2 separate regions of the Homo sapiens genome follow, and region 2 is linked to region 1. Evidence: read pairs that join two places in POLR2A ChIA-PET (ENCODE). Cell type or tissue: HepG2. All regions are shown on one strand.

Evidence for each region. ChIA-PET counts read pairs that join two places held together with the same protein. Peaks named below come from ENCODE experiments on the same cell type or tissue, not always from the same donor. Only the 100,000 strongest peaks of a DNase experiment are listed, where the experiment ranks them.
Region 2: POLR2A ChIA-PET joins it to region 1 with 12 read pairs; 2 of 35 experiments call an interaction of 5 or more read pairs at or near these places.

What each region holds. Positions count from the first base shown.
Region 1 is chr4:82,744,659-82,749,658 of GRCh38, forward strand. The region is part of intron 1 of SCD5 (stearoyl-CoA desaturase 5); the gene reads right to left. Among named protein-coding and RNA genes, the nearest start is that of MIR575, 6.3 kb to the right of the region's middle. In HepG2, no CTCF peak of the experiment used is centred here; DNase peaks (open chromatin) are centred at 2,273 and 2,713.
Region 2 is chr4:82,525,082-82,530,081 of GRCh38, forward strand. The region is part of intron 1 of TMEM150C (transmembrane protein 150C); the gene reads right to left. Among named protein-coding and RNA genes, the nearest start is that of TMEM150C, 34 kb to the right of the region's middle. In HepG2, a CTCF peak has its summit at 3,960; no DNase peak of the experiment used is centred here.

The DNA.
Region 1 (5,000 bases):
TGTCTGAACTTCCAGCAAGTAAATTTTTATAAATAAAAGATGTAATTAATTATTTAGCATCAATAACATGCTTGAAGAATTTAGGTATCACTTGCTAGTCTTCGAGAAGTTATTGCATAATCATAGAGATGCATAATGCATGAAGACATGGCCCCACTAGATACCATCTTAGGAGAGAGACTGGGTGGAGCGAGAGGGAAAGGGATTGCATTTCAATCAATTATTTGGAGGTGATGTGTTGCATTTATTCATGCAGTATAATAAAGCTGAGGTGGGAAAGTAACATCATTTTCTTTTCTGTAGAAAGATACGTGAGTAAATGAGGACAGGGAGAAAAAACAGGGGTATTGAGCCCTATTTCTGGCTATGGAAAAAGTGCTAAGTGCTGTAGTCATTTAAATCATGTTCCCACAGTCAGTCCTCAGGGCTAGGATTCACCACCCCAGGAAGAAATCTTGCAAGCTATCCAACAAAAGATGTCACAGGGTGGACCTTGACAAAAATCTTCAAGGTCCTCACAGTCCTCAGCCTCGCTGGCACTGATGTCTGATCCGGTGACTACATTTCTCAAGAACCCATTTCTTGGGGACAGATTCACATTATCTAGCCTCACAGCCTAAACCAGAGAGATGGTTTTCTAATTCATGGGGAGACTCAAAAGTCCACGTAACCAATACATTATTTCCCTGCAGGCAGACCTCAGCGGGAGGCCAAATCCTAAGCAGTGACTTGCTGGGTGAGCACGGCTCAGAACAAGGAGAGACATGAATGGAATGTTTCAGGCACCAGGCAAAGGCAGGCTGATGTGTCCATCTCACAACAGAGAGGGTCTAACCCAATGTTTGTTTGTTTTTTCCCGACTTTAAGTTCAGGGGTACATGTGCAGGATGTGCAGGTTTGTTACATAGTTAAAATGTGTGCCATGGTGGTTTGCTGCACAGATCATCACCTAAGTATTAAGACCAGCACCCATTAGCTATTCTTCCCAATCCTCTCTCCTCCCACCCCTGCCCAATGATTTTTAAACTTTGTGTTGGTACCCATTATAAAGTGGTGAGATCATTTCATGAATCACACCCAGATACCATTTTTAAAATTAAAAGTATGGAGTATGGACTCAAATGGAAAGTATCAGATAATACTGCATATCACTGAGGTAGGTAAGAGGCAGTACAGAGTGGTGGTTAAGAGGCTAGACACTAAATGCGGGCTAAGTAGAGTCAAATTCTCACTTTGCCAAATACTGGCCATATCACCTTGGGCAAGTTATTGAATCTCTCTATGCTTCAGTTTCTTTGTTTGCAAAATGGCAAAAAGTATAGTACCTGTCTACTAGGTTGTTCTAAAAATTAAATGACTTAATATCTATAAAGGGCATAGAGCAGTGCCTGGCTCACAATAAGTGCTATATGAGTTTTCATTTTTCTTAAAAATTGCTTTATGAAACTGTTACCCACAGTCCAAAATACCAGAACTGAGATCCTATGGCAACTGGAGTCACACATGCTGAGCAGTACCGGAGAGAAAGTGGGGGACTGAATCGTTTCCATTATCACTGAATTAGAAAACTATGGAAGCAATACCAGATTGCAGGAAAATGGGAACCAGAGGAAAATACTCAAAAGGACATCCCAGATGACCAGGCTAGAGCTCTCTTAGGCTGAGGAGTGGCTTTCAGCCAATTAAGAGGAAAAGTGTTTTTGATGAGATGAGACTCCATAAATGTGTCTTTCCTGGAGAGAATTCTCATTGTCTGATGTACACTTTGCCCTTTTTTCTCTCTTTGGCTTTCATCTGAGACCACGATGACATATTTTTATGCTCTAGTTAAACCTGAATTTTCTCTCTTCAGATCAATCAGGTTCTTGTCTTAATTTCTTGAAGCATATCAGCTGTACCAATTGATTATTGCATTCCATACCACAAGCCCTTCCTTCATATATTTTTCTCTATTCCACAGAAGTCTGGACAAACAAAAGGTGACTGACAAGGTAAAGGCAAGAGACCAAAAGTTTTGAAGACATTTGAAGAAGACATGATAGAGTAAATGGAAAGAGTCAATATCCAAGCAGAACTAACATTGATACGGGAAAGAGCAAGGGAGGTGCTGAGTAGAGAAGAGCGGGGTCCCTGGCAAGGGCTCCACCCTTGGTCCTGCGCCCATGGACCCAAGCGAGAATAGGCACTCCCACTTTTACACTCAAGGGTTGCATTTTCCAAGACCCCTCTGGCCTACCACACCCCCAATCCTGTTGCCATATAAACCCGAGACCTTAAGTGGACGCAGACACAAGGGCGTCAGGGGGAGAGGAGGAACGGGGAACACACCCACAGACCAGCAACAGTGGAATGACACAGGCACCAAGGGGAGTTCGGTTGGGGGGCAGTTAGAGAAAAGTCTGGGCAACCTGCCCCCCAAGAAAGACGACCTTCCCACTCCATCCCCTGCTTCTGGCTCCCCATCCATCTTGCTGTCCATCACTCCTGTCACACTCCTGGCGAGGGGGAAAGGGAACTCCCCCATTTCAATATTACTATAAATATGTATATTGAGCACCTACTATGTACCAGGCACTGTGCTAAGCACTTTATAACCATGCTTATTACAATCACTCTGAGGGATAGATGATATTCATTAGAAATGCAAATGAGGAAACTGGCACTTGGGAAGGTTAAAGCCTGCCTGAGTCTCACAGTTAATAAATGTTAGAGCCAGAGCTCACACAGACTCCCTGGCTCCAAAGCTCATCCCTTTCTCTTACCCACTGCTACAAAGGTTTTAGAACAAGACCCATTGGGTCTAAATTCCAGCTCTACCACATATTAACTACTTAACTTCTCCAAACCTCACTTACGTTTCTCTTATATAAAATGGGGGTGATAACCGTAGCTTCCTCACAGGATTTTGTGAAGATTAAATGAGCTGTTTATTAAGGTATTTAAAATTGTGGCTGGCACACAGTAAGTGATCAAACAGATACCAGCTGTCATTTTTGTTATGCCAGCCCTTGCAAGGCTTCCTATAATTGCAAACATTATGGATTACGATCAGCAGACCAGGCAGCCATCAATACGCCATTGGCCAACTGTCTTTGCACCTCTCTTTCTATAAAAGGATTTCCCATGGTACTTCATTCCTGCCACTGGCACTAGGAGAAAACAAGAACCATAGGGGGCAAAAGCTTGGAATAGTAGGGTTAAAACAAGGAAACCAGCAGCCACAGAAAGGCTGCAATTCAGACCTATGGAATCAGGAAGAGAGAGAGGAAGAGCTGATCTTTGAGACCACAGTTGAGCTATTCTCAAAAAGGACAAATTCAATCAATTGTGGAAGGCAGGAAGATTACTGCTGAGGAAAAAAATGAATTACTTGGGGATTTAAGTGAAAGCTTTTGTTCATGTTGCTGTATGAAGCAGTAGTCCCACAGAAGAGCAGAGGACTTAGGGCTGGGAGGAATTTAATCAGTTCCTTGAGCCCATTTTAACCTAAAAGAGAAATAATTAATTTCAAGTCTTAAATGGGAAGTAGAATCTAGACAGAGTCAAAGCAGGGAAAGGGAAACGATGAAAAGGGCCCATCCATTGTCCAGAAACAAGAGGGAAACACTTGCCCCTGGGAGAATTGATAGACTCAGGCCTAGGCATGCCTTGACTTTGAGCAAGCACAGGGCACGGGGGAGAGGAGGGGGAGGGGACACTCAAAAGAACCTTCATTATTTCTACCCAGTGTTTCTTTGGACCAGCTGGATGAGGACGTCACATTCAGCTGTGTCTATTTCTACTTAGCCAAGCCAAGCATGCCAGGAATTTAAACGTTAAGTTTAAATAATCAATGGGCAATGGTGTTTAGTCTTAACACCTGCCCAGCTGAGACTTAACACATCTGCTGCAATCCCTGAGGCACAAGGGCAAAAAAGTTGCAAAGCATCTTTATTACTCCAGAAAAGTGGAATTAAAGAGTATGTTCTTAAGTCTGCAGATGGTTACCCACTATGGACGGTCCTAACCTACTCTGAGGCCCAAGAAATGGTACAAGTGAGTTTACCGAGGTTAGGGGAAGAAGAAAACAAAATGGGGAGAAACAAAGAATGCAATTTGCTGCATTTATCAGTAGACTGCAGAACTGGTCCAGTTTAGTGGGGCATCCAGTAATGTACTCTGAACTTCAGTGGAAAAGGCCAGGGGAAAGAGACAGCAGTGGCTCTATCTTCGTCACCACCATCACCAATAAGTATTCTTCTCTACAGTGCATGAGTCACTAAATGACACCATTTTCAAGCAGCTTACAGTCTACTGTGTGGGAGGAAAAGATAGCCTCCGCCTCCCCTGAGCTCTTATGGGGGCAATTCGACTAGGTCTAGGAACCAGCCTGACACAGGGCAGGTTAACGAGAAAAGCATACAAGTTTTTATTAGTTTTACTTGTACATGAGGCTCTTCACAAGACAGCAAAGTTCAAAGAAGTGGCCAAGGCAAGCTAGTTTTATACTTCTGAGACAAAGAATGATAAATTTGTGAAGAAATGACAAGGGGCTCTGGATAGAGAGTAAACTCTAGGGAGTCGCTAGGAGATATATGGAGGGTGTAAAGCTAGTGGAATATAGTGGTTACTTCAGAAAGTCTATTTATTCAGGCCTGTTGCAACACCAAATCCCAGTCCGGGGTGATAAGGAATAGTCTCTCACCCTGGTAGGGAAAAAGCACCCCTTCCAAAAGAATCTTTATGGCTTGCTACAGGCAGGAAAATACAGGCCAGCTAGGCTTCTCTTAAAACTACAATTTCTCCAATGTTTTTAGATCAAAATAATGAATATACCAATTTGGGATATTTTGGGATGGCACATCCTTCACTCCTTTACTATTTAAGAAAGTAAAACATTTACATAAATAGAAAAGTAAATAACAACACAAGTTGGGCCAAACAGGCAATGTTTCCTTCTTAGAAACAGCTCAGTGTCTTCATATTACAAAAACACACATCCCACTTGGTGGACAGAAACC
Region 2 (5,000 bases), 220 kb before region 1:
ATATTTTGGAGGTAGGAGGTGACCATACAAAGAACACTTGAGGCATTTCATTCTTGCAAACGCAGCTGAGACAGGGCCGGCAGTACACACCTTTCAATGAATAGAAACTTTAAAATGTACTCTGCTAGTGAATTTGCGTGTTTGGAATAAAGTCAGTTGGGGCTTGGTAAAGGAGAAAAAAATTGTTGCATTGATAGGATCTGTAGATTTTGTTATAAAAGACAGATATGTAAATGAAAGTACATTCTGAGAATCTGATCCATGCTGAAACTGAGTAATAAAACCAGAACTGTATTGTTTCCAAAGTCTAGTTCAGTGATTCTTCTCCACTTCAAGTGGCTACAAACCAGAAAATCTAATTAACGATGGGAGGTGGGAGGGATGAGACTGAAGATTTACAGGAGATAAAGATTTATGAAAACTCAATATTCAGGATAAAGAAAGGGGGATAGAATAGCTCTTTAATTAAAAGATAACATTCCATTCTTTGTTTTTCATTGTTTAACAAAGATGAAAAGATATCCAGCCCTTTCTCTCTGGCAGAAAAATGCTTAACAGCTTTGAATATGGTTACGAAATGACACCCACGGCTGTGGATGGACATTAGTCTGTTTTTCTGAGCCCCCACAAGACAAGTCCCTAAATTCTGCCACAGGGAGGCCATATGATCACATGCACACAGCCTCATGAGTGGGCAGGGTGGCTGTGGTTTGCTCCCTGGGTTGTAAAACCGTCCTTGCCCAAGGCCTGATAAAAGCAGGTAGTGGAGAAAGGCTGCAAAGCCCATTTCTTAGGCAAAAGAAAAAAAAAAACATTTTCTTTTGTTTTGGTTTTTGCTTTTCAGGCAGTGTTTTGCTCTGTCACTCAGGCTGGACTGCAGTGGCATGATCATGGCTCACAGCAGCCTCCACCTCCTGGGCTCATGTGATCCTCCCACCTCAGCCTCCATAATAGCTGGGACTACAGGTGTACTCCACCACACCTGGCTAATTTTTATATTTTTAGTAGAGACAGGGTTTTACCATTTAGCCCAGGCTGGTCTCAAACTCCTAGGCTCAAGCAATCCTCCCACCTTGGCCTCCCAAAGTGCTGGGATCATAGGTGTGAGCCACTGCTCTCACCCAAGATAAAAAACTTTGATAGGAAAGTACAGAAAAACATTTTGGGGTTGTGGATGAGGAGATAAGGACAACTATATTTGAATCCAAGGAAGCAATAAGAACAAGTAGAACACATTTCTTCTGGCAGTCAGTGCTAGATCCTATCTGCTCAATTGGCCAGGTACTTTGAATGGTCAAACATATCATTTGGCCTTTGGAATCACCCTGCCTAAAAAAGTATTTCCTTGGGAAATAATAACAACAACAATAATAATGATGATGACAGGATATTGGCAGCAGTTAATACGCCCTGTGCCTAACATTCTGCCTAGTACTTTACATGGATTCTCTTATTAATCCCTTACAGCAGCTCTGTAAGGTGGAGACTATTTTTACTGCCAACTTACAAATGAAAATATAAAGGCCTACAGAGGTTTAATATCTTGCTCAGGGTCACACAGCTAGTAAGTGGTTGAATCCAAACTCCTGGGCTATTGTCACTACAACTAAACTTTATTATGCTTTATGACACTCACCACTTACAAAAACCTCTCAATTAATTATAATGCTTAGATGGTCTTCTAATTAATTAAAACTAGATGGCCTCGCTTTCGATCTTTACTGATAGTCTTTCTGAAGTCTATCCTACCTCAGTAAAGACTACATACTGAGCGTAATTATGCCTTTCACTGGTGACCGAGGGTCTTCGGTTAAGAATCATGATTTTGTCTCCCCTGGCATGTCTTCCCCGTGTAATTCTTACCCATCTTTCCAGAACCGATTCCACTGTCAGCCAATCTAGGAAAGGTTTCCCTCACCACCCAGATCATACTGGGTCTTTTTTTTTTTTTTTTTTTTTTTTGGCAAATAATTGCCCATATCTCCTATTTTACTTCACAGAGTAAACCTCAGGTATTTCAGCTTCAGTCATGTAGATATTGTGGTGGCTTTGTACTGTGTCACCTTGGCTCACCTGATCTGTGTTTCCCAGAGTTTCCTTACCTGTGTGTTTCCGGTGAGAATGGACACAAGAGACATTTTCACACGTAATTTGGAGGTGAAAGTGAAGCAGCAGCCATTTACAAAAATGCTCCCATTTTATTTTGGAATAATTTTAGATGTTCAGAGCCACTCTGTTCTTATGTTCCGAGGATCAGGGCAGGTGCTTTCACAGCTCGCACACGTACTTGTTTTTCTGTGGCTCCCCTACTTGGTGTGGGGCATCTGCTGGGCCTGCCACTGCTCCCCCTTCCTCTAGATGCTTCTTGGGCTTCTCTGACTGCTGGGTCAGGAGTGTGTTTAGCTCCACGACGAAAGGTACCCTCTTTCTGCAGGACACTCACACCATCAAGGCTGACGAGGGCTGACCGGGTTCCAGAGTCCTTGTGGGTCCGGGTTGATGCTCATGAGTTCTAGTTGAGCTTGTGGTAGGTTGCTTCCCTGTGCTCTCCCTCCATGCCTTCTTCCCATGGATCTGTCCCTTCCTAACTCTCTGCCCAGTGGACTTCTAACTCCAGCATCAGAAGTGAAGAAAACAGCTTCACACAGTTTAACCAGCTCTACAATTAAGTAAGCTCAAATCCCTGTAAACTGTGTGTGTATACATCATGGTTTTGCTTCTCTTTGAACCCTGACACAGATAGATAGATATAAACGGGTTGAAAGCTTGAATCCAATGAAAACATTACCTTTCATTGGTAAGGTCTCATTCTGGTAATTTATTCATATCCCGAAGTCAGGTTCAAGCAAAGAAGAAAGGAAGAAGAAAAGGCAAGGAGCAGGAAAAATAAAAGTAATTTGTGATAATGTAATATATGTCCACTTTGCACAGGCACTAGGCCAGTGCTAGAAATACAAAGATTAATATTAACCTTAGACCTCATAATCTATGGGGGAGGAGGATTCTTAAAGAGCTAACTATGATAGAATAAATGCTATATAATTGGCATGAATAAAGTACTACAGGAACATGGAGGAGAAAGTCATTAGTTCTAACTGACAGGACCAGGGAAGGCTCTGCAGGTGAAGCAGCACTGATGCTGGGCCATGAAGAATGAGTCATTCACCAGTGCAGGGGCTCTCGAACTTCAGCAGGCATCAAAATCACCTGCACGGGCTATTGCAACAGAAATTGCTGGGCCCCACCTCTGAAGTTCTGGCTCAGTAGGCCCCAGGTGAAACCTGAGAATTTGTATTGCTACAAGTTCCCAGGTGATGCTGATGTGCTCCTGGCCTGGGGACCACACTTTGAGAACCACAGCTCTAGTGAAAAAAGGTGGGGATGAAGATGGCACGTGTTCCAAACAGAGCAGAGGCAAATGGAGATATGCATAAAAATTCATTGGAAATTAATTTCCCCTGCCCACAGCCCCCTCTCTCATTCTCCTCTCTCTCTTACTATTTCTAGTTACTTTTCCTCGTCCCTTTTTTTTTTTTTTTTAGATGGAGTCTCTGTCACCGAGGCTGGAGTGCAGTGGTGCAATCTTGGCTCACTGCAACCTCTGCCTCCTGGGTTCAAGTGATTCTCCTACCTAAGCCTCCTGGGTAGCTGGGACTACAGGTGTGCACCAAGCCTAGCCAATTTTTGTATTTTTAGTAAAGACGGGGTTTCACCATATTGGCCAGGCTGGTCTTGAACTCCTGACCTCGTGATCTGCCCGCCTCGGCCTCCCAAAGTATCCTTGTCCTCTTTACCTACTGTCTTGGATGCATCAAGTTTTATGGTGTCTTTGAGGCACAAAAGTGGAGATGTACAGAAGGCAGGAGACAACCAGGGTCTCAAGTTCAGGTAAGTGGTCAGGCTGGACGTGTTGATTTGGGAGTCTACACAGAGTGGTAATAGAGGGAACATGAAAGCAGGGGGCAGTCAGCACACACGGAGAGTGTGTGAAGGGAGAGAGGAGCCAGCGGGAAGGCAGGGGAGGAGAGCACAGAGCACAGGAGAGCCAAAGACAGAGAAGCACCAGCAGTGGGAGGACAAAGGGGATGCTGCCAAGGAAGGGGAATGGGAACGATCAGAGAAACAGCAGAAGCACAAGAGAGTTGTTTTTTGTTTCTTTCCCTCCCTCCCTCCCTCCCTCTCTCCCTCCCTCCCTTCCTTCCTTCCTTCCTTTTTCTTTTTTTTTGAGACAGAGTCTTGCTCTGTTGCCCAGGCTGGAGTGCAGTAGCACAATCACAGCTCACTCCAGCCTCGACTTCCTGGGCTCAAGCAATCCTCCCATCTCAGCCTCCCAAGTAGCTGGGACCAAAGGCATATGTGCCATGCTTGACTAATTTTTTTGACATTTTCTAGAGATGGGATCTCACTATGTTGCCCAGGCTGACTCAAATTCCTGGGCTCAAGCGATTCTCCTGCCTTGGCCTCCCCAAGTGCTGGGATTACAGGTATGAGCCACTATGCCCACCTGTAAGAGTTTTGTTATGAAGGTCAAGGAGTGGTCAACTGTCTCAAATGCCACAGGTGAGGGCTGGAGAGAGGTCAAGGGATTGGCTAGTGAGTCGATCAGTGATGGCCTTTATCAGAGCAGTTTCAGCAGGACTGTGGAGACAGACTTCCCACTGCAATGATGTAAGATGAAAGGGAGGTGGGGAAGTAGAGAAAGTAAATGTGGGTTACTTTCAAGAGAAGCTTGGCTGTGAAAGAAAGGAAAGATGTGCAGGCATGAGTAAAGGGAAACCTACCTAAAAATTAAGAGAGAAATCTGCTTTTCAAAAAATAGAGAATTGAGCATATTTTATGGTTAATAGGAAAGAAGTAGAGGCTGAAAGTATGGAAAGAGGGAGGGAATGTGTAGGGCTCCATGTGCTGCAGGAGAATTCAGAGGACGGGCCCTCAGCCCAGGAGGGGAGGGCTGAGACACAGGAAAGTGAAAGGCTTGGATCATGCCTTTTGCTCTCTTT